Regions from separate parts of the Homo sapiens genome. Here all the other regions are linked to region 1. A link is a contact called in ENCODE Hi-C or POLR2A ChIA-PET data. All regions are on one chromosome and are shown on one strand. Each heading gives the region's core, a stretch centred on a gene start or an enhancer-like site at or near the end of the contact. The rest is flanking DNA. Distances are from core to core; before and after follow the strand shown.

The links. Hi-C counts contacts between places; a loop is a spot of excess contacts on that map. ChIA-PET counts read pairs that join two places held with the same protein, here RNA polymerase II (POLR2A). Pooled maps may share reads with other maps.
Region 2: a loop to region 1 is called in a map with no recorded cell type, with 8 times the contacts of the local background. The contact joins the enhancer-like site here to the promoter of KLHL29 in region 1. A Hi-C loop is called at or near these places in 3 of 37 single-sample maps with no recorded cell type and 5 of 50 pooled maps. POLR2A ChIA-PET finds 5 or more read pairs at or near these places in 1 of 52 experiments (HEK293T).
Region 3: a loop to region 1 is called in a map with no recorded cell type, with 3 times the contacts of the local background. The contact joins the enhancer-like site here to the promoter of KLHL29 in region 1. A Hi-C loop is called at or near these places in 4 of 37 single-sample maps with no recorded cell type and 3 of 50 pooled maps.
Region 4: a loop to region 1 is called in a map with no recorded cell type, with 3 times the contacts of the local background. The contact joins the enhancer-like site here to the promoter of KLHL29 in region 1. A Hi-C loop is called at or near these places in 1 of 37 single-sample maps with no recorded cell type and 3 of 50 pooled maps. POLR2A ChIA-PET finds 5 or more read pairs at or near these places in 1 of 52 experiments (MCF 10A).

What each region holds. Positions count from the first base shown.
Region 1 is chr2:23,382,844-23,388,666 of GRCh38, reverse strand. It overlaps KLHL29 (kelch like family member 29), which reads right to left and starts at 3,488. Exons shown (of 14, transcript NM_052920.2): 1 at 2,887-3,488. LINC02923 (long intergenic non-protein coding RNA 2923) reads left to right here and starts at 1,349. Exons shown (of 6, transcript NR_187213.1): 1 at 1,349-5,823. RefSeq lists silencers at 1,602-1,651, 1,822-1,991, 2,012-2,131, 2,372-3,231, 3,402-3,751 and 1 more and an enhancer at 5,255-5,549.
Region 2 is chr2:20,574,617-20,580,659 of GRCh38, reverse strand. It overlaps a transcript of HS1BP3 not described here. Among named protein-coding and RNA genes, the nearest start is that of HS1BP3-IT1, 15 kb to the left of the region's middle. RefSeq lists enhancers at 1-243, 1,070-1,129, 1,320-1,649, 628-1,827, 614-2,126 and 2 more. Within about 2 kb of position 1,304, at least 33 of the 41 ENCODE cell types and tissues checked have a DNase peak (open chromatin) inside an H3K27ac peak, as active enhancers do.
Region 3 is chr2:20,507,593-20,513,422 of GRCh38, reverse strand. No RefSeq gene overlaps it. Among named protein-coding and RNA genes, the nearest start is that of RHOB, 63 kb to the right of the region's middle. Within about 2 kb of position 3,287, at least 3 of the 41 ENCODE cell types and tissues checked have a DNase peak (open chromatin) inside an H3K27ac peak, as active enhancers do.
Region 4 is chr2:20,415,762-20,421,758 of GRCh38, reverse strand. It overlaps LOC105373465 (a long non-coding RNA gene), which reads left to right. Exons shown (of 5, transcript XR_001739317.2): 3 at 2,872-3,148; 4 at 5,695-5,791. Among named protein-coding and RNA genes, the nearest start is that of RHOB, 28 kb to the left of the region's middle. Within about 2 kb of position 2,603, at least 19 of the 41 ENCODE cell types and tissues checked have a DNase peak (open chromatin) inside an H3K27ac peak, as active enhancers do.

The DNA.
Region 1 (5,823 bases), core at 2,239-4,738:
GTAGCCAAATCAATTGATAAAAGAAGGAAAAAGATGGCACAACTAAAATTGATGCCAAAGATTTATAAGGTTGACTAAATAAAAATGAATGGATCACCATGGAAATGCATGAATACTGAAATAGGCAAGATTTGAATAGACTAATGATGTGCCTCACTTAAACTGACAGGTGTTGATAACAACGGTGACACTCAATCCACACCAACCGCCACACTTCCAACATGTTTATTCCTAGAAAACAGGCTGGATTTAGAGGTTCCTTTGGTAATAGTTTATAAGCAAAATGCATTTTCCGGTCTTAAAGTGACTGACTCAATGCTCATCTACTGGAAAAACAAAAAAAAGGTTTTTATCCATTTTGTTCCTAGATATGAGGAGCTGCAGTTAGCAAAAGTCATTCTCCTGGGCTCTACTAGTCTTTGTTTCAATAAACCTCCCACAAACCTGAATTCTCAGTCTTGCTTGTCTCCCACACTGAGTACTTGAAGTATGACCACCACTCATTAGAAACATAATTAAAAAGACACAACACTAGATCCCCACCCCCCATCACATTCAGATGAAAACCAATAACCCTTAATCTATTTGTTACCATGGCTACCATAGGATATTTTATTTCAGTAAAACTCTAGGTATTTCGTTTGGATTGCTGCTTGCAAATGAAAGTTGGAGACCTATAAATTTCCATAACCGAGAGACCGAGGAGAAGAAAATGTTTTTCTTAATCACAGGCAAATATGGTTTATAAGATGTTTGTGCAGAAAAGTTATTAAAATTGGTTAGATGCATCAGCCCATAAACCAATTTAAATGCCATTAAATTCATATAGAGTTTAAAAGGCACATGTGCTAGTAATTCCCTGATTTATAGCAGGGTGATAAATCAAGTGCACTCCAGCACAATGTATGGGACGGAGACTATTCATCAGTAGCACACAGCTCCATACCTGTATAAACACCTAGATTATGGACTAATCAAATACACGCATGCCAACCAGCCTTTAAAGTATTCACTAGTGCTTACTGGACATGTTTTCTCTAAGTGTCGGAAAGAACAATCTATAAAATTGTTCATTCTCCTCCCTCACAAAAAAATTAAAAAGCTCTATACCTTCTTTCCATAATAATAATAATAATAATAATAATAATAATAATAATAATAAATCAGGAATGAGGTGGGACAAGTCTGCTGTCATTCATCTGAAAATGAAGCAATTCCTCAAATCTGCCCTCCCAGGGCTGAGTTAGTGATAAGACCACACGGCGAGGAAGAAACTCTGTAGTGACTAGACAGATGACTTTAAAGAGACTGAAACTAGTATAAATACAGCCGTAACCAGGACAGATCTGTCATTGCAAGAGGAGTCCGAATCCCAGCGTTGCTGGACTGGAGAGAGGCTGGAACCTGCAGCAGCGGGCCGGGATGCCGCTGAGCTGCCGAAGTGGAAGTTTCGCAGGCAGCAGCAGCTCGGCGTCCTCCACGGTCTGGTCCCTCCAGCGCCGAGGTCTCGCCTAATGCTACATAAATACCTGCGTCCACGATTCGCCCGGGGCGCGCCGCGGCGCAAGCACGGGAGGGAGGGAGGAGAACGTTTGCAGAGCGGCGGGGATGGCAGCGGCGGCGGCGGCAGCTCCTTACCCATCAGCATCTCTGGGGGCCCGCGCGAGGGCCCGCCAACGGACCGCGTCTGCCGCTTGGTTCCACAGCCCAGGGACGACAACTGGCTTCTCAGCGGGTGGACCCAGGCATCCGAGACTCGCGCGTGGCCGCCACCCCCTCCTCCGAGACGGCTGGCCGCAGGCAGGCAGCGCGTCCCCGCCTTCCCCAGGCAACGCAGAGGCGACCTGCCCTAAGAGCCACCTCCGACCTACCCCGGCTCCCAGCCCCGCGCTCCGGCCCCAGGCGAGCACGTCCCTCCCTTGGGGCCCGGGGCCGACGCTGCCCAGCGCGGGCACCCGCGCGGCGACCGCAGATAACCCTAGCGCTCTCAGCCCGCTCCAGGCCACGGAGACCGGGACGCGAGCCCTGGGCTCCCCCGGCCCCCCGAGGCCATCGGGGCGCGCGTTCACACTCCCACACTACACATCTCCAGGTCCACCCTGTCCCACACATCAACAACCCCTCCCCAACGACACCACCTCCTGGCCGCTTCGCCGTCCCCGTGAGCTCTCCTTTCCGCGTCCCCCCACAACACGCTGGCACCCACAAGGTGTCAAGGGAAGTGTGCGTGTGTGTGTCGGGGTGGGGTGGGTCACAATAAGGTCTGTGCGGGTTCCCTCCCGACGGTTTTCGAGCTCATCTACCTCGAAAGTTACTTGGGATTGAGTAAAGAGACCCAGTCCCCAAATGCGAGATCAGAGGACGCGAGGGGCAGAAAACCCCAACCTGGCTTCTCGCTGCACAGAGGCGCGCACCTCCCCAAAGGACAGTGCGCGCGGCCGCCCCTGGGGGCCAGCCCTCCGTCGCCTCCAGGTCTCCTGCCCGGCCGGGGCCCTGGGCCGCTCAGGGGAACGTGGCCTGGAGAGGGGCGCGCGCCGCCGGGCCCAGCAGGGGGGCTGCTCCGGCCAGGGGTCACACAAGCCTCCAGCACCTCCGAACACCGTGACAGTGGCCCCAGGCAGCCCCGGTGCATACACACCCGGGGGCAGGAAGTTTTTTCCCCCCCTTTTTTTCCCCCTGGAGCAGCGCAGGCGCAAGGGCTCCTGCAGCCTGCGAGTCCAGACGCGGGAGGCTCCTGTCGCCGCCGCCGCCGCCGAAGCCGAGCCCAGGGTTCCGGGTTCCGGCCCCGCTCCCACGCCCGGCCCGGCCCGGCCCCACGCGGCGGCCAGGACCTGGGTCTCCCTCCGGCGCCGCATCCGAGGCGCTCCAGCCCGGCCCGGCTCTTACCTCCGGCGCGCGGCTCCGGCCCCGGCCCGACGCGCAGAGAGCCCGGGGTCGCGGGTGGGCGCAGGAGGGCTGATGGAGAGCGGACAGCGCCGGCGGGTAGCGGTGGCTGGGGCCGCTCGGGTCCTGGCCGGAGGAAACGGATCCAGGTCCTCCTCCTCGCGTTCCTGCTCTCCGCCTTCTCCCCTCGTTCCTCCTCCTCCTCCGCCGCCGCCGCCTCCCGGCAGCCCAGGGAGGATGCCCGGGAGAGGGAAGTCGGTCCTCCTGCCTGTCAGCCTGTGCGGCTATGAGCGGTGCGGCGCGGCTCTCATCGAGGCGGCGGCGGCGGCGGCGGCTCCGGCAGCATCGCCCCCGCCCTCTCCCCGCAGCCGCGGCGGCCGCGGGGCTGGGGCTGGCTCCGGGCTCGCGGCTCGGGCTCCGGGCGGGGGCTGCGCTCAAGCGCGGCGACCGCCGGGGCTGCGGACGGGCGCTGCGGAGCCGGGGCCGGGGCTGGAGCTGCGGCGAGATCCGCGGTGGCGGGGACGGCGGCGGCGGCGCGGGGGCTGGCGCGGCCGCGGCGCGGGGACCATGCTCCCTTCTGGCTCGCTCCGCTCCGGGTACCGTCTGCTTTAGCTGCGAGGGAGGCGGGCTTCGGCGCGCAGCCAGGGGCGGGCGGAGCCAATCACGGGCGCCCGAGTGGGCGGGGGTGGCGGGTGGGGGAGGCGGGGCCCTCTGGCCCGGCCCGGCCAGGCCGGGCCCCGTGCGCAGTTTCCCCGGCCCGAGGGATTCCCGGCTGCCGCGCGCCGGGTCCGAGGTTGGAGTGCTCGCGGGTGTGTCCGTCGGTCCGTCCGTCCGCCGCCCCCGCCCCCCGCGGTGGCCCCCGGCTCGCCTGGCTCCGCGGCCGCGCCCGGCAGACGCACGGCGCGTGGCACGGGCTGCTCCGCCGTGGCCTCCTGGCCTTGCTGGCCCAGGGTTGGGGGCCCGGGACTGAGGCGAGCTCCCCGTCTGCTCTCAACACCTGAGGAAACTGGCGGAAAAGTTTGAGAAGGAAAAAGTCCAATCGTCTTTCAGCTTCCGCCCTCTTTATGACACTCCAGCCTTGGAAAGGAGCAGGAATTGTCCACACCTCTGAAGGACCAGGGAGAGCCCTGCAAAGTGTCCACCAGCCTTCTGAGTCAGCCCTGCCTCTCCTGGGGCGCGCGACTTTTCTGTTCATACTGACCCTTAGGAATCCAGGAAGCCTTCTCTGTTTAACAGCCTGACCAGCCTTTGATGTCTATACCGACTACTCACCCCCACCACAGCTCGCTCTCTCTCACACTGTCTACACTGACTTCTCAGTCCCACCACCTCTCGGTCTACACATGCTGTCTACACAGACCCTAACTTCTAACCCTAATAGAAGAGATTTGGCCAGAGGCGTGTGGGACCCCCAATGAGGGCTTTTCCATTATGCTAGAATATTTCACTCTGGGCACAGTCTTCTCCACCCCGACCGCTCTCCTAATCTGGTTTTTATTCCCCGACCTCTCCCTCCTCCCCTACATCCCCTTTACCTGGTTTTGAGTTTCAGAGGAAATATCTGTACCTGCCCTCCTCCTCCACCCCTGTCTGAATGTAAAGGCCTGAGGGCCCAATCCTCATCCTCCACCCTCCCTCCGCTCCCCCGGGTAAAGGCCTGAGGCCTGAGGCCTTGCTAGAAATTGGAGTTGGGGTGCTGTAGGTAGTGTGGGGAGCTGGCTGTGGGGGCCCAGCTGGGAGGAGCTGGCCTGGGGAGGGCTTTGCCAGTCCTTGCCTCCATCTACCAGGGCCAAGGAGGACTGAGCCGGTAAATATTTTCTTCTCAGCTCCCCCCCTGTGATGTCTGATCCAGGCCTCTGCTCTCCTTGGCTGTAAACTCAGCGCACGGATTGTGTCTTCTTTAATATTTTGTAGGAAGCAGAGTACAGTGTCGTGGCTGATAAATAATAAATAATAATAATCTACTGAGGGTAGCAGGAGCACTGTCAGAAATGGAATGAGGACGCCGGGGAAATGGCCCACTAGTGTCAGAATAACTGCATTTCCTGGAAAAAACATCCAACAGAGTTTGTGTGTGTGAAGCCCGGGACTCAAGGGAGGGGACAGAGCGGAGCACTTCAGGGAGGAAGCCACCCTTCATGAGGACGACAGCCAGGAAAACTGGCGTGACCTTAAGAGAGGGTGACAGAGGTGCCGAAAAGGGGAGCAGGAGTGGGGGGGAGGGGGAGAAAAGCTCCCCAAGGGTCCTCAGACAACACCTGAAGGTGATCGATAGCTTTGGTTTGAGTACTATGTCCTTCAAATGGTATATGAAAAGTGATAGAAGAGTACTAGATAGCAAAATGGAAAAAAGAGGGATTTCTTGGGATTTCAAATTGATACACAGGTCAACCCAATGCAAAAAGAAGGAGAACAAAGCCACAGGCGTGTGTCTGTTCATCCACGCTGTAGGAAGCTGTCCTCTGAGATAATCTCCATGGATGCACTGACTGTGAACATGCAGAAGTCCACCCAGCCGTATTCTGGAGTAGCGCCCTATGTGACAGCTGTAGGCACTACAGAAATGTGGCCAAGGTTTGCAGGGTCTGGGATAGGTTAAGATCTGGCAATGTGAGGCACTCACAGTGTCTTACAGATGATTTTGAATGATCCTCAGTTGAAAGAAGAAAATAGGAACTCCAAGAATCCTTATTCAGCTACCTCTCCAGATGAAGGAGAAAGGATGCTCCCAATTTCCCTGCTGGCAGCATCAGAAAAGAGAGCTGTGCTGAGGTCTTATCCAGAGGAGGACCTACTCGGGCCATGGTGGTGCGAAGGGCGCTGGTTCTGGGGCACCGCAAACTCTTCAGGGCTGAAGTTTGGTAACAGCTCACCAGGGGAGCCAGCTTGTCAGGGAGAATGAGAAAAGCTGTGTGAATTAGACTCCCAGTGGGCTTGTCT
Region 2 (6,043 bases), core at 55-2,554, 2.8 Mb after region 1:
TTGACAACATCCTCATGAACTTGTTAGTCATTTAGATTTCCCTTTCTGTGAATTCTTTTTATAACCTTTGATTCCTTTTAACAAATTAATTTTTGCTTCCCCACCCCACCAAAGTTTCTTTTCTTTTTTTTTCTTTTTTTGGAGACAGAGTCTCGCTCTGTCACCCAGGCTGGAGTACAGTGGCACAATCTTGGCTCACTGCAACCTCTACCTCCCAGGTTCAAGCAATTCTCCTGCCTCAACCTCCTGAATAGCTGGGATTACAGGTGCACACTGATACGCCTGGCTAATTTTTTGTATTTTAGTAGAGACGAGGTTTCACTGTGTCGCCCAGGCTGGTCTCGAACTTCTGAGCTGAGGCAATCCACCCGCCTCGGCCTCCCAAAGTGCTAGGATTACAGGCATGAGCCACCACACTCAGCTTCCCCCTTGGAAGTTTCTAAAGGCCTCCAGCTTGTTTGAAACCCAGGGGCAGGCCCTCAGCCTTGCCTTGCTTATTCTTGCATCTCTGCCCAGCTTAGCCACTAGGCTGTGTGCCCTCTGCTCCAGTCCTTGCCCCCTTGGGGCTGTGTCCCTGGGTGTGGGCCAAATTGTGGGTAGACTGTGGGTATGAGTTCAGGGAGTTTCTGCCCTAGATAAGGGTATGTAGATTAGGATAGAAACAGATCCACAAACAAAACATTTTCACTTACATTTTAAAGGCAGGAGGAAGAGAGAAGTGGGAAGGAAAGATCACATGCAGAACCTTTGTAGGTGCAAGGCCTGAGCCTGGAACTTTATGTGCCTTACGTTAGGTCATCCTCACAATAGCTTTGTCTTTTTTGAATGATTTTCTCCATTTGAAAAATGAAGACAGAAGAATCAGTGAGTCTTGGAGACTTAAACCATGGCTCAGAACCCAGGTTTTCTGCTTCCCAGCCAGGCCCTGGTCCTGGAGGGAGGGTATTCCCGTGGGACTTGTGGGTAGGTGACTTGGTATTGGTTTTCCTCTTGTCACAGGGTCCCAGGCAGCTCAGTGGGCCCCCACCTCCCAGAAAGAGTATGGGTTATGGAGGACTAGGGAGAAAACACAAATGACCCCATTGAGCCTGGTATGCCGGGGGGCTTCCAAGGCAAACAATGGCTCTCTGTGTCTGGTTTCTCTGAGGGCCGGAAGTCTCCAATGCATGGCCAACTGATGAGTCATGCAGGATATCTCCTGGGCCCAGCTTTGTTGTGCCGGAGGATCTTTCAGCCCAGCCTGAAATGGCAGATGATCTCATCAGGCTGGATCTGGGGAAGCCCTGTCTCTCGAAGTCCCGGTAGGCTCACGGCCCACTAACAGCCAGGAGGCTGGATGCTCTGGCCTTGAGACAGTTCCCGGAGGCACCCTATAGATGCTGGGCAGCTGCCGCCAACCCTCAGCCAGCTCGGATGGAGCCAGCCTGGAGGAAAAGGCTCCTGTGCTCATGGAACCCAGGGAAACCCCCGCTTTGTTCTCTCTGGACACAGCACGTGTCTGGTGGCCGCCCAGCCTCAGCTGTGTCCTGTAGAGTTTCCTGGACTTAACAGAAGCCTCCAGATGAGCATATTAGGAGTGCCCCAGGGAGGACTGACCTGAGACCGGAAGGAAGTCAAGGGCTTCAGTGGCCACCAAACCTGGCTCAGCCTGTGAGGCTTGGGAGGGGACACCGCCTGACTTTCCACTTGGCTGCCTTCAACAGAGGTTTCAGAAACAGAAAGCCTTGTAGTACTGAGGCTATTTTTAATGTTTTGAACCTGGACATTGCTGTTACTGTTGATGTTTCATGTACACCCCACTGGTTGATACAGAGCATGGCTCCAGAGTCACAGCTACACACCCAGGGACTCTGGCCTTGAGCAAATTACTTTCCCATTCTGAGCCTCAGTTTCCTCCCCTGTCCAGTGCAGGTGGCAGTACTGCTCCCAGGGCTGTCATGAGCATGTAGGAGATTGCCTACGCCCAGTGCCTCACCCATGGCCAGCCCTCAGTGAATGGTGGTCCTCTCTCTTCTCTTCATTCCTCTTGAGCTTTGAAGAGGTTCTTGGCTGGGCATCTATTCTTATTCACCTCCCAGAGGGTCTGGCCTGAACATGTTCCTTGGGAATGCCCATCTTTCCTCGGGATATAGGTGGTGTGTGGGGCTGCCTGCGAGAGCCTCCGGGCAAGAACTGCCCCGGTTGTCCAAGGGCCAAAGATGGTGTCATCACTGCCCTCAGCTGGGGCTCTACTTCTGGTTGGTTACCATGGTGAGCAACTTTTCAGAGGACAGCCCAGAGAGACATGCTAGGGTAGAGCCTCAGGGCCCAGGTAATAGGTGTGGGGCTCTGCCCTGAAAACCATGGAGACCAAGTCCCCTCCTATGAAGACTGCATCCCATCCCGCCTCTGAGGGCAGCCCTGGAGCCACTTAGGAGCCACAGGTAGGACGCTAGGCACTGGTCAAGAGAGGCTGTTCCCACCCCCACCCTGTGCCACTCTCCCGAGCCCTGATTCAAGGGCACAGCCACGTGAGCCTGCTTCCTGCACCCCTTGCCAGGGATCAGCAAGTTGCCTGAGGGGACATGATGCAGCTTGGAGTGTTCCATGCCAGAGGTCCCCAGCCGGCTGGATCATGATGAGACATCAGGCACGTTACTCAGTCTTTGCAGATCCATGGCCCCTGGCCACAACCTACTCAGCTGTGAAGGGGGTTGAAGTCACACTGGACAGGCTTGAGGAACGAGTGCCCTGAGGCAGGCCTGGAAATGTGTTTGCAGGTGGTTCTGATACATCAGCATATGAATCATTGATCTGATCAGTATAACAGAACCCTGGAAGCCCAATCCCCATCCAGCCCCAGTGCCGGGGAGTGTAGCTTAGACAATACCCCCTCATACTTTAATCTGCTGCTCCAAGAATGCGACCTAGCCTGAGGTTCAGAGGCCTGGCAATTCCAGCTCATGCACCCGGCCTGAGTTGGTCTGGCCTCTGCTTGCCTCCATCTCTGGACCCTCTCTCCCTCCCAGGCTGCAGCCACAGACAGGCACTCTTACGCTCCCAGATGGCGGTGCTGGGAGGTGCCCCTCACCTTGGGCCTGGAGGCTCTTTCTTCCTATGCCCCTGGTGGAGCTGGGGGGACACCTCCAAGCCGCTAACATGTCACAGGAAATGCAGGGAGACAGGAAGATTGCATGGTCTAGAACTTCTCTCTGGGAGATCGCTGCACTTGTTTCAAAGGAAGCCCTGGACAAGGCCCTTGGGGTAAAACAACCCCAAGAATCATGCTCTTCCCCAGCCAATGGTTGGGAAGCTTTTTAAGGAGTCCAGGCCTACTAGCCTTGGGTCTTTCTGAAGGGCTGGGTTTGGGCTGGGACTGAACCTCCTGGGTCCATCAGGAGGGTCCCCCTTTCCCACCCTCTCCCCACTCAGCTCCCAGGCCCTCCCCGATACGGAAATATTAACTCAATTGTACATGAATATCAGTGTGTCATGCCCCCAGTCCTTAATCTCCCTGGAACCCCAAGTCCTTCACTTGCCCTGGGCCACCCCACATCTCCATCTAGGCCCAGTGACAAGCCCTTGTTTACTCTGAAAACCCAACTCAAACGGCAATTCCCTTGTAAATTCTCCCATAAATTTCCTTGTAAATACTCTTCCCAGGTAAATTCCCAGGGCATTCCCAGGAACCATCCATCCTAGACATCCCAATGGGAAAAGATTTGTAAGTGGGAATTCTGTTCCCCATCATTTGTTTGCCACTGACCAAAAGGATATGACTAGGTGTCCTTCAATTCTTAGAAAGCAACTGCTTCTATACGTAACCGAAACAGAAACAGAAACTTCAGCCTGCATAGTCCCTCTGGTGATAAGTTCAGCTTCCGGGAGGCAGGCAAGACCCAAGAAATAGTGTAGACTCAGTGTGACAGGTCAACTTCCATTTCTGTTGTGGAATAAAAAGTCCCTAGATTGTGGGCCCCATTAAGGGTACCATTCAAGGCCTCCGTCTCTCTCAGAACTTCTGGGGGTAGCAGTATTTGTTGGCACCTGCCATATGCCAGGCACTTTACAGTACAATGAGGGAGGCGATCCTGTTCCCACTTTAGAGAGAAGGTCGTGTAGCTAGAATGTGGCAGATTCCAGCCCTCCTCTGATATTTTCAGGCTCTAGACTAGAGCCTCAGGGAGGTCTCAGGCCAGAGAGGAGATAAGACTGCAAAGCATGGAAAACGGGACGCCTGAGCTAAGCCCTCAGTGGCAGGAGGAGCTGTACTGGGCAGGCTTCTCAGAGGAGGTGAGGTTCCAGCTGGTTCTCTGAGGACAGGAAAAGAGGAGGAACACATAGAGTCCATATGAAGGAAACAACTTAGGCAAAGATTGAGCAGAAAGAAACCTCACATAGCCGGGTGCAATGGCTCACACCTATAATCCCAGAACACTTTGGAGGCCGAGGTAGGAGGATCACTTGAGCCTAGGAGTTCAGGACCAGCCTGGACAACACGGTGAGATCCTATCTCTACAAAAACTAAAAGAAAATTAGCCAGTCATGGTGACATATACCTGTAGTCCCAGCTACTTGGGAGGCTAAAACAGGAGGATCGGGAGATTGAGGTTGCAGTGAGCTGCGGTCATGCCACTGCACTCCAGCCTGGGAGAGAACAAGACCCTGTCTCAAAAAACAAAACAAAACAAAACAAAGATGGAAATGGGTGGGACAGGTTTTTCAGGTCCCCCTCCCCAGTCCCCTTCCCCCATTGCCTGTCAGGAACTTCTCAAGCATTCATTTTTATAAATAGCTACCTTTTAAAAAGCAACTCCTCATGTGTGGGTATCAGGGCCTAACAGTCACTCACATTGTAAATTAATTTCCCAGCTGCTCCTGTCCTCCCTTGCTGGGGTAGCCTGAAGGGGGGGGGGGGGGTGGAACCAAGGAGACAGAGGCGTTGCTGCCAGGCCCCCGTGTGGAAGAGCCCAGGCACATGGGCCAGGCCCGTGGATAAGGAATGCCGGGCCTTGAGGCACAAACCTGGAGAGGGGAGGAGGCAGGAGGCACACTGTGGCTTTCTCCCCAGTGCCTGGCTCCTCACCTGGCATGTGGCGGGGCCTCCAGGGATGCTGCAAGAGGGACTTACTACCCTTTGGGAGTCTAAAATATGTGGGCAGAGTGTGGCTGGGCAGCCAGGGAACTGGGCTGCATGTTGAGACCAAACAGGGTCTTGGAGTGTCAGAGCTAGAGAGGAAGGGGTGGGCCCTTTTTGGTATTTTCTGATTGTCAGAGTCAGCTGATGGGTTGAAATAAGCCCAGGAGGCTTTGGACTAGGGCTTCCAGGCTCAGGGATTGACACTATGTGTCTCTGGCCTTCCTGTCCCTAGCCCTGCCTGTCCAGGCTGCGGCCCTGATTCAGGTAAATGTCCCACCAGGCTCCTCACCCTTGGAACGAGGCCTAGAGCTCAGCAAATGCTTCCCTTGAGGGTGTGAATGACCACAGGACAAAACTCCAGAGCCCATTGTTCCAAAAGTTCCAGAGAAATCCAAACAAATGCCCAACAACAATATGGGGGTGAGTAGCAAGTGCAGAAAAGTCCCGGGCTTTGTCCTTAGGCATCCAGACGTTTACGTTGTCTGCATTAATGAGCTAGGAAATGGTTCTTTTTACGCCAGTAATAACAACCACTCCTGTGTTCTCATTTAATCCTGGCAAAAACCAAGTAAGGCCAACATTATCATCCCAGTTATGCAGAGGAGGGGATTGAGGCTCCAAGAGGACCCCTGATTTCCCCACAGTTCCACGGTTAGTAGATAACCATGCTGGTACTTGAACCCAGGGTCCCGACTTCTCTCCTAGCTCAGTTCAGTGGATCTGCTGCCCTGATCCAGGGACAGGATTGGCTCCCAATGTGGACACAGCAGATAAGGAAGCAGACCCCTGTGAGGTGTCCAGGAGGCCAGGCTTGCCCAGCACTGCCTGCCCGGGTGCTGCTGGGGGAAGCCAGGTGCCCACTGAGTGGGGCTGGCCAGGTCACTGTCATCTCATCCACCGAGGCTGACCATGCTTTCTGCTATA
Region 3 (5,830 bases), core at 2,038-4,537, 2.9 Mb after region 1:
GCTGGGATTACAGGCACCCGCCAATATGCCAGGCTAATTTTTGTATTTTTAGTAGAGACAGGGTTTCACCATGTTGGTCAGGCTGGTCTTGAACTCCTGACCTCAAGTGATCCACCCGCCTCGGTCTCCCAAAGTGCTGGGATTATAGGCGTGAGCCACTGTGCCCAGCCCACAAAAGGGTTTTGAGTGAGGGTTGGTGAGATGTGTGGAAGAAAGATCACTCCAAGGCAGGCAATGAGGAATGCAGAGTGGAGGGGGCCGCGTGACCCTGGGAGACCCACTGGGAAGCTGTCGAGGCAGCACAGATAGCAGGGTGGGAGTGGTGGGGAGGGAAGGAGGCCAAGTGCAGGAGAAACAGAAACCAACATAGTGTTGTTTGGGGAAACGGGGAGGAAATTGTGTGAAGAAAAAAAGACCCTCAATAGGATGGGATGATGCTTAATCTGATAAAACGGTGGCATTTACATTTCAGATCTTTCTTTTTTTTTTTTTTTTTTTTTTTTTGAGGTGGAGTCGCCCTCTGTCACCCAGGCTGGAGTGCAGTGGTGCAATCTCGGCTCACTGCAACCTCCACGTGCTGGGTTCAAGGGATTCTTGTGCCTCACCCTCCCGAGTAGCTGGGATTACAGGTGCGCACCACCACACCCAGCTAATTTTTGCACTTTTAGTAGAGACAGGGTCTCACCATGTTGGTCAGGCTGGTCTCAAACTCCTGCCCTCAGGTGATCCGCCCGCCTCAGCCTCCAAACGTGCTGGGATTACAGGCGTGAGCCACCGCGCCCAGCCACATTTCAGATCTTGATTCCATGTTTGTTCAGCTCTGAGGCTTATGCCTTTGGGAAGGTCCAGGCAGAGCATGCAGCCCAGGTCACCCTCGGGACATGATGGCTTTCAGCGTGGCTCCTGGTGGCTGTGGTAGAAGAACGGGAGCCCTGAGGGGATAGAGCTGCAAATCTCTAATGGCAGCTCCCGCCATGGCGGAGTTGGGGTGGTGAGGGGGGCCGTAGGGCCCAGAAGCCCCACTTTGGGGTAGCAGTCTCTGGGTTGAGTAGTCAAGGCCTGATGATCCAGGGGACCCTGTCAGCTTTGGGGGCTCAGTGAGAGGCCGGCTCTGACCACTCGGGGTGGAGGGGAGAGGCCATTCCTGGGTAGACAGCTTGCTCCTGGTAAGTGAGCCACACAGGACATAGCCATGCATCCGCCATGCCTGTGGTGGCTGCCAGCTGAGCCTCACACACATGCCCCAGAGGCAGGGGCTGGAAACTGGGGGCATCCTGTCCACTCCCAGCCACCCTGGTTCTTCTTCCCCATGTGCTCCTCTCCTCTCCCATGCAACTGAACGGTCCTCACGGTTGCACCTTCATGCTGGCCTTTCTCTCTAGGTAAGGGGGAAATTACACCAGCTGAACGTAATTCCCTGCACAGCAAGTTGGGCCTATTGACTCATTGTTCTTAAAAAGGCAGAACAGACTGTGGACATGGGGCCTGAGAGAAAGTGAGAGGCAGAAAGACACAGCAATGGGGAGGGCGGTTCACCGGCCCTCCCTCCTGCATCCACAGGCGGTGGGCTAAGGGGCTCTTGCCCGATTTAGAATTGTGCGCCCCAGCCCTGTAGACTCTCCCCTGTGCCCCGTAACTCTACCCACTTACTCATTCATGAAATAACCTAACCTAAAGCACCTACGATGTGCCAGGCCCTGTTCCAGGGACTAGGGACACAGCAGTGAACAAGACAGGCAGGTGTCCCCTGTGCAACTGTCACTCGGTGGGAGTTGTCAGAGCCAAGTCTACAGAGAAATGAATACCGTCAGACAGATCAGGCAGCAGGCAGCAGTGTGAGGAAAACTAAGCAGGGTGACACGGTAGAGAGGGACTGGGGGGCAGGTTTGGAGGGTGCTTCCGACCTGGGTAATCAAAGCAGACCCCTCTTAAGAGATGACCTTTGAGAGGTAGCCTAAATGAGACGTAGGCCCCCACTGCATACAGATCTGGGGCACAGAGAATAGCAAGTGCAAAGACCCCAAGACACTAAGAAGCTTGGCAGGACTGAGGAGCAGAAGGGAACCGGGGAGAACAGGAGGAGATAAGGTCAGAGGTGAGAGGTCAGAAAGGGAGCGGGGTAGGCCTACTAGCCATGAAAAGATTTTGCATTTTGTTTTAAAAGCAATGAGAAGCCACTGGCAGGTTTTATTCAGGAGGATTGTTCAATGGGAATTAATCTTTTTAATAAGCTAACTCTGGAGGCTGAACGGAACATGAACATGGAGGGGAGTTGAGGGGGGTTGTATGGGGGTGCAGAATCAAAACAGAGAGGCCCTTTAGGAGGCTGGTGGAGGCTGGTGAGTGGGGTGAACAGTGACAGGACTTCAGCGTGGGATGGTTGAATTGATGTGGTGAGAAGTGACCAGGTCTGGAGCGTATTTAGGAGGTAAGGTTAACAGAACTTGCTGATGGATTAGATTTGGGGAATGAGGCATATAGTGGGTTAAATAGCATCCCCCCTACCCAGATTCACATCTACCCAGAACCTCAGGACAAGGCCTTCTTTGGAAAAGGGTCTTTGCAGAGGTAATTAGGTCAGAACATGGCCTTCTTTGGAATGAGGCATGTAGTGGGTTAAATAGCATCCGCCCCGACCCAAATTCACATCTACCCAGAACCTCAGAACAGAGCCTTCTTTGAAATAGAGTCCTTGTAGATGTAATTAAGATAAGGTCGTACTGGATCAGGGTGGGGCCAAGATGCCACCTCAGCTCCTGGCACATCTTCAGAATTCCAGGCAGGAAATGGCAGGAAGGGACAAGAGCCAGGTTAGCCCCCTTTGCTCTTTTTCAGTTTTTGTTTGTTTGTTTGTTTTTTGAGACAGGGTCTCGCTCTGTCACCCAGGCTGGAGTGCAGTGGCCCCATCACAGCTCTCTGCAGCCTCAACCTCCCAGGCTCAAGGGATCCTCCCACCTCAACTTTCCGAGTAGCCAAGTAGCTAAGACTACAGGCGTGTGCTAGCATGCCCGGCTAATTTTCGTATTTTTAAAATAGAGACAGGTTTTCACCATGTTGCCCAGGCTGATCTCAAACCAGGCTGAGCTGGGCTCAAGCAGCCCTCCTGACTAGCCTCCCAAATTGCTGGGATTATAGATGTGAGCCACCTCGCCCGGGCTTTCCCTTTTTTTTTTTTTTTAATGAGAAGAGCTAAGTCCTCCCAGGAGCCGCCAGCTCACTCCCTGTTACGTCTCATTGGCCGGAGCCGTGCCACGTGGCCACCCCCACCTGCACTACACAAGAGGCTAAGAAAGTGAGACTGCTGCCTCTCCAGCCCTGAGAGCAGGGTGTGGGAGGGGAAACGATGGGAATGAAGGTTGGCTCATCTGTCCTATAGTCTGCCACAAGCACGACTATGGCTGGGAGCCTTCTGCCTGGATGTGTTGGTTTCTTTTCAAAATTCCTCCTCCCCCAAATTATCCCACAACAAACTTGCAAGGCAGAAAGACCATACATGATTCATTCTCGTTTGACAGGTGAGGAAACTGAGACCTGAAGCTCAGAAAGGGCGCACCCACAGTCACAAAGAGTCCATGGCAGGGCCAGCCCTGCCCACAACATGCCCAATAAAATATATAATCCTCCAAGACAGATCATCATTTCTAATATACACCCTTGCACTGGGGCAGGTATGATAGTGGGAGGGCTCCTCCCAGCTTGCAAAGACCAACGACGGGGACCTGAGGGCAGCAGTCCTGCTCCATTCCACAGAGGGATTTAGTCCAGGCATTTGCTGCCACTTGATAGGCTAAGTGCTTAACTGAATTAGTGCAAATTCCTGCTGTCTCTGTGCGTTTGAGTTGTCTATGTCATGGGCTGACTTGGCAGGTCAGAGAGGCGAAGGCAGGAGAGGCAGCAGTAAAGACTCACCGAACCTCTGTCTGTGCTGTGGGAGGCCTTTGCTCAGTGTGTCCTCATGAGTGTTCTTGGCCTGGGGTCAGGCTCCAGGCAGGGCCTGGTGCGGAGGGCATGGTGGGTACCTGGTGAGGCCCAGGACACTGCCCAGCTACTCCAGACCACTCTCACATGATCCTTTCTGGTCTGTGAGGTCAGGGCAATGCCACCTGCTTGGCCTGGCAAAGTCAAGCAAGGAGCTCAAAGGCACTATGCCAGTGGGTAAGGGGGAGTGGCTCCATCAGGAAGATGTTTGGGTCTGCATGGTGCAGCTCCCAGGTGGGAAGAGGCTTCTCTCATGCCCCTGGCCAGCCTCCAGTCCAGCCTGGCCAGCAAAAGCTTCTCTGCATAAGGACAAGAAAGGATTCAGAGGACAAAGGGGACTCAAAATTTATTATCTAAATATCATCAGAGAGCATGGTGCCTTGCCCTTGGCCCTACTAAGAAGAGAAAGTGTTTTTTCTGTTCATGGCATTGCACAAAAATTGGCTGGTTTACGCCTTGGTCAGACCATGCTAACCTTGACTTTGGGAAGGAGTTTATGTAAAAAATCACTGGAGGTGGGCCGGGCGTGGTGGCTCACACCTATAATCCCAACACCTTGGGAGGCCGAGGCAGGCGGATCACGAGGTCAATAGATCGAGACCATCCTGGCCAACATGGTGAAACCCCATCTCTACTAAAAATACAAAATAAAAATATTTTGTATTTTAAAAATAAAAATACAAAAATTAACTGGGCATGGTTGCGCCAGTGTAGTCTCAGCTATTCGCGAAGCTGAGGCGGGAGAATCGCTTGAACCCAGGAGGCGGAGGTTGCAGTGAGCCAAGTGAGCACCGCTGTACTCCAGCCTGGTGACAGAGTGAGACTCCATCTCAAAACCAAAACAAACAAACAAAAAATCACTGGAGGTGAACTTGGCTGAGACATTGTCATTTGTTAACCAATTCTGTTTTTTTTTTTTTTTTTTTTTTTTTGAGACGGAGTCTTGTTCTGTCACTCAGGCTAGAGTGCAGTGGCACAATCTCAGCTCACTGTAACCTCTGCCTCCCAGGTTCAAGCGATTCTCCTGCGTTAGCCTCCTGAGTAGCTGGGATTACAGGTGTGTGCCACCACACCCAGCTAATTTTGTTGATGTTGTTGTTGTACTTTTAGTAGAAACAGTGTTTCACTGTTTTGGCCAGGCTGGTCTCAAACTCCTGACCTCAGGTGATCTACCAGCCTCGGCCTCCCAGAGTGCTGCGATTATAGGCGTGAGCCACCACGCCCAGCCTTGTTAACCAATCCTTATTTTCTGGGCACACAGTGGGACAACGTTTCCCACCCTCCTCCACAGTTAGATGGGGTCCATGCAATTAAGTTCCAACCAACGGAATAATGTGTTAACCACTGAGATGTGAGGTTGTTTATTCTAGCAATAAGACCATCCTGAGTTAGTAACAATGACATTTGGGAGTTCCAGGTGGGAACCACCCAACTTCAGAAACTCCATCATTTTTTGAGAGGCACTAGGGTGTAGAGGCTTTGGAGTAAGGTGTGGCTGGATTCATATCTTTGTTTTGCAACTTACTAGCTGTGTGACCTCAGGCAAGTTACTTAACCTCTCTGAACCCATTTCTCCATCTGTAAAAAGGGAAAAATCTAACACTCACAAGGGTGTTGTAAAAATTCAGTTAGGTAATGCACATAAAGTGCTTAGCATGGAGCCTGGCACAGAGATTAGCCTATAAATAGTAGTTGCTGTTATTTTACTGAATTGAAAATAGTTTAAAAGATAAATTAGTTTAAAACTTTTATCTGTCTGTTTAAAATTGTATGATTTGTTTCATAAATAGCATAAATGGAAACTGAGACAAAAGCAAGCAATCTCTCAGCTTCCATAAAACCCTGGACTAGG
Region 4 (5,997 bases), core at 1,354-3,853, 3.0 Mb after region 1:
TCATATGGCACCTGGCTTGCACTTCAGTCTCTGTGAGTCCATCCAAGGGAGTGAGTCCTACACTCCTATTCAGCTCTGGGAGCCACAGCCTGCTCAAAGAGCATCTGAAGCCACCGAGGCAAGCAGCAGACCTGGTGGCCCCGCTGTGAGCAAATTAGCTCATCTTCCTGGGACCCATAGAGCCGTCGGCCATTCCAAAATATCAGCCTCTTCGCTGGTTTCCGCCCAGCTGCCAAGGGACTACCCATGGACTTGGGGGTTGACCTTTCACTGCCTCCAGCTCATGGGGATGGACTTCCGCTCTAAAGGCAAGGGAGCATTGCCAACCCCTGCCACTCCAACAAGAGGGAGCTGTTCTTTTTCACTGTAGGGATTAAAACTCACAACAAAAACACTCAAGAAGCAGGCCAGGCACGGTGGTTCACACCTGTAATCCCAGCACTTTGGGAGGCCAAGGCAGGCAGATCACCTGAGGTCGGGAGTTCAAGATCAGCCTGACCAACATGGAGAAACCCCATCTCCACTAAAAATATAAAATTAGCCAGGCATGGTGGCACATACCTGTAATCCCAGCAACTTAGGAGGCTGAGACAGGAGAATCGCTTGAATCTGGGAGGCAGAGGTTGCAGTGAACTGAGATCATGCCATTGCATTCCAGCCTGGACAACAAAAGCAAAACTCCGTCTCAAAAAAAAAAAAAATACCCAAGAAGCCCCAGCTCCAATGCACTGTCAGAGCCTTCCAAAGTCCTCTTTTGTCACCACCTCATGGGGGTGGCTTCCAGTGACTACCGAGCAGACCATCAGACACTTATTCTCTGGTCATTCCAGGCATGTGACACATTGCCAGCCACTGGCATTGCCAAGAAGCTTGGGACGGACTGCTACCATAGTCACCTCAGGGGCATTACAAGCAGATGTGCCCGAAGTACTAGAAAGTTAATATCTATTTACTCATTTATTTTTGAGATGGAGTCTTGCTCTGCCGCGCCCAGGCTGGAGTACAGTAGCACCATCTTGGCTCACTGCAACCTCCCCCTCCTGGGTTCAAGTGATTCTCCTGCCTCAGTCTCCCAGGCAGCTGGGATTACAGGCACCTGCCACCACGCCCTGCTAATTTTTTGTATTTTTAGTAGAGACGGGGGTTTCACCATATTGGCCAGGCTGGTCTCGAACTTCCGACCTCAGGTGATCCCCCCCGCCTCGGCCTCCCAAAGTGCTGGGATTACAGGTGTGAGCCACTGCGCCTGGCCAAAGTTAATATTTATATTATCCAAAACCAGAGGTTCTACAGGAACAAGTATTTACTTCCCTTTGTACAGAGGCCCACCTGCTAGGGCAATGGTTAGGTGCACATGACATAAACCAGGCAATGTTAGAGGTACGTGCATATGGTATCTTTGCAGGGGTAAGGGATGGTTTTAACATAGGCCTTGGAGATTTCTAGGAGATTGGTCATTTCCTTAAACAGCTTATTTCTGGCATGAAAAACTTCCATCTTCAACACTCTTACTCCCTCCCATTACTTCAATTTCTACCTTTACTCCTAAATATGCAGCTACAGCCTTGACTTGGTTCTCGAGCTCCAGATTTGGCAAACTCACCTATCGCCACAGAGAAGTCTCACGGCCAAGCTGAATAAAATAAAACGCTTCTCTTTGCTGTAAGCCCACTCCTCCTCCCATCTTCCCTGTTCCTGTGAGCCATAACACATTCACCTCATCATCAAGGGTCACACCCTTAGAATCCTCACCGACAGCTCCTAACCCACAAGCAGGAAGGCTGGGCAGTGCACCCTCACTGCTTGTCTCAGACCCCTCACGTCCCTCATACCTACTGTCACAGCCCCAGGTCACCTAGAAAGCTGCTCTCCTCCCTCCTTTTCTTACAGCACAACGAGCCAGATTCATCTTCCAAAGCACCGCTGTCCTCTCCAAGCTGCAGTCTCTCACTCTCTTGCCCTTAGAGTAAGTCCGAATGCCTCACCCGGGCCTCCATGATCCAGCCAAGCTGCCCTTGCAGCCTTTCCTCCCCGCACCCCACCGGCATCCCCTGGGCTGCCCAATCAGCCTCCACCAGATTCCCAGGCAGGGGAGCCACGGGGGAATGTCCAGTGTTGGAGCTGGAAGCCAGGGACGCTGACTTTAGAACTGTCTGGTTGCTGTGGAGCCTCATGGAGTCTTCCCAGGTCTGTCTCCCTGTTTGAGGCTTGCACTCCAGAGGCCCCTCTGGGCAATAATGAACCACCGGGAGTGGTGCCGGGATCGCAGACAGAGATGGACTGCCTGGAGCAGGGTCACCAGGACCAAGGCAGTAACTCAGGTCTGTCAGCGACTTTGTCCACTTCGTCTGTCTCTCAGGCAATTCCTAGAGCTGTGGGAGGGCCCAGGACATGCCCACACCCAGCCACAGTGAGAATGAGGCTGGTTGCTCCTCACTTCTGTTAAATCAAACTAAATTTGGCCTGAGAAAGCCTCTGTACTCACATACTTGAGTTCTTACTTAGGAACAACAAGCTAACTTAGTACCTAAACAAACTGAAAACTCAACTCAGCAGTATGCTTCTGTAACAATGGCTGAGTCTCAGCCAGTCGCAGGCGGCCAGCTGTTCAGACCTTGTACCAATGAGGAAAACGCTGAGCTGTAACTAACCCAGCTGTTTCTGTAGCTCACAATTCCTGTATGTCACCTTCCTTTTTCTGTCCATAAATCTTATCTGACCATGTAGCAGCCCTGGAGTCTCTGAATCTATTCTGATTCTGGGGGCTATCAAATTCAGAAATCATTTTGGTTGTTTTTTTTCTTTTCTTTTCTTTTTTTTTTCAATTAAACTCTGTTAAATTTAATATGTCTAAAGTTTTTCTTTTAACAGATTTGGTGTCAGAAGTGAGAATACAGAGTAAAACTTCAGCAACCCCCAGGAACACCAGGGAACCAGACCAGATACCTGCGAAGCCAGCTGTGCCCACTGATTTCTTGTTTGTAACTGGAGGTCGTGGCTGAATTTTCTCTCAGATTCCAAGATCCAAGAATTTGTGTTCTCAGCTCTCCAAGTTTGTTTGAGCAATCTTTGGACTGGGCTGGGTTTGGGATTGGATTGGATTCAATAATCAACCGGATTAGATTCAGTTAGAGGCTGAGGGCCTCAGGTGGGTACCTTTTTGGTAATGAGTTCATCTCAATTCAAAGAGCCTGGGACTCCACATTCTGGGACTCCAGCTACTTTTATGTATAAAATTATGGGCCCAGAACATGTGCATTTTCAGAAAAAATGGGTTAACCTCACTGAGACAACTTAGAAAAGATAATGGGGAAGTTTTAATTTGGTTAAAATTATTTATTTGCAAGTCATATGAGAAAAAAGGAATCAGAATCCCACATAAAAACAATAGTATGTATCCTTTAATTAGTATAGGAAGATCTAAAAGACTGAACAAATCAAAAATTGCATCCGTAAAAGATTCTTTGCAAAAAGCAAGTGAAAATCTTAAACAACAGACTAAGGACATCATAAAAGAGGACTAAGGCCGAGCACAGTGGCTCATGTCTGTAATCCCAGCACTTTGGAAGGTCAAGGTGGGAAAATTGCTTGAGTCCAGGAGTTCGAGACCAGCATGGGCAACATAGTGAGACCTCATCTCTACAAAAACATAAACAAAATTAGCCAGGTATAGTGGTTTACACCTGTAGTCCTAGCTACTTGGGAGGCTGAGGTGGGAAGATTGCTTGAGCCCAGGAGGTTGAGGCTTCAGTGAGCCAAGATTGCACCACTACACTCCAGTCTGAGCAACAGAGTGAGATCCTGTCTCAAAATAATCATTAATAGTAATAACAATAAATTACAATAAATTATTTTTGTTGTTGTTTTTTTGAGATGGAGTTTTGCTTTTGTTGCCCAGGCTGGATGGAGTGCAGTGGCACGATCTCAGTTCACCACAACCTCTGCCTTCCGGGTTCAAGCAATTCTCCTGCCTCAGCCTCCCTAGTGGGCTGGGATTACAGGTGCATGCCACCATGCCTGGCTAATTTTATATTTTTAGTAGAGATGGGGTTTCACCATGTTGGTCAGACTGGTCTCAAACTCCCGACCTCAGGTGATCCACCTGCCTCAGCCTCCCAAATTGTTGGGATTACAGGCGTGAGCCACCACGCCCGGCCTATAATAAATTAATTTTTAAACTTTCCACTGGTAAGATACTTTGAAAAGAAACAAGGACTATGTTCTTACTGAACTAACCACAACTGTTTATTCTCTTTATCCATCCCCAACTAAATATTCTGAGTCCACTAACCTTGCTAAATTACCCTTTCACCCTGAAGAATATTGACAAAAGAGAAGGCAAACAGATGTCTTTACAAAGTAAGACCTCTGATCAGCCAGGCCTTCCTGCTGTAACCACTTTAACTCCATGATCTAAAATTGAGCTTAGAGCCATTGTAAAAGACTTCCCTGATGCAAGGAGAAACCCTCAAAAATTTACTGAGGAATTTAGAATCTTCCTAGGAATGGAGGATCCAGGACTCCTTGACCTTTACCAATTTATTCACATGATATTGGGACCTGGCAAATGGATGCCAGCAACAGAATGGAACACACATGAGGAGGATATTAAAGACCCCTCCAAGACCTCCTCATGGGAAGGGCCAAAAGGAGCATGAAAAAATGCTGAACCCCTTCTAGATTCAATTTCTAAGATTTTTCACACATTTTTGTCTTCTGGTTTGCATGATGGACCAATCACATTCACCAAAAATTGATTGGTCCATGATGCAATCCTGCAGACAAGAAAAAAAAAAGATGAACCAGTTTCACATTATAGAACTCACTTAGAAACACTATTTCAGAAACATTCTGGGCTCAACATATGGCAAGGAGCATTTCCTGCAGAGACTGAAACGGCATAAACTGTTCTATTTATAAGCAGATTTTGTCCTGAACTTAGCAGTTTAATTAAAAAACATAAACCTAGATGGGAAGTGACAGATATGACTGAATTGGTGGCTGTAGCTGAACATTTTGAAAGGGCTCTACAGGAAGAAAAAACCCAAAGATTAACAAGCCTATGTCCCTTCAACCTTCAAAAAGCTGCAACCTGTGAAGTTTTTTCAACCAAGAGGTCCTGAAACAAGAGGTCCCAAAGTATCTCCCTTTATTGCAAATGACTAGAAAAGAGACACTGGAAAAGAAATTCTCCATTTTTCTGACAGTCCACCAATAAGCCTCTTTCCTTTAGGCTAGAGAGAGCCCAAGAGATTTTAGCTCTCGTGATAATTGACCAGACTCTAAGAGAGTCCCCTGATAAAGTGCTGCCCATAACACCTCTAAATAAACATAGAGAAACAAGAGTTAGAATAAAGGAAATCTTGTACAATCCTGGTGGATACCAAAGCCTCCTATCTACCATAAAGCCACTTTAATAGATCAACAAATCGCTGAGAGTAAAAACGTTATGTTTTTTGCTGGGGGTTTTGAATGAAGTTCAAGAGGTTCCTATGTTTGAACTCGTTCAATGGACTTTGGGGCCATTTTCAGAAAAAACATACTTTTGTACTGTGGGATACTACTCCAGTAAACTTCCTAGGGCAAGACTTACTTTCAAAGCTAAAAGAATGCGGGCAAGATGGCGGATAGAAGGCAGGACTAGCTTGCAGCTCCGGCTCAGAGGAGACTCACCTCGTGAACTTTTTCTCCAAGAACTACTGCAGGACCATACCAGAAAAGCTCAGAGAATCCACAGACCCTTAGAAGGAACTAGATCACTGCTGCGGGGCCCCTGAGATGCCGGAAAACTGTGAGTCTGCTTGCTTTCTCAATGGGGAAGCTGGTGGTCTAGGGCAAGTTCTCAGCCCTGGTCACCACCTGTCTGTTAATAGACTCCATGCTGTTGGGGGGCCACAGTGGGAGTGAGACCAGCCTTTAGGACTGCAGGCTGCATGGGAGTGGGGTGAGGTCTGTGATTGCTGGCTTTCCCCCACTTCCCTGGCGACCAGTATGACT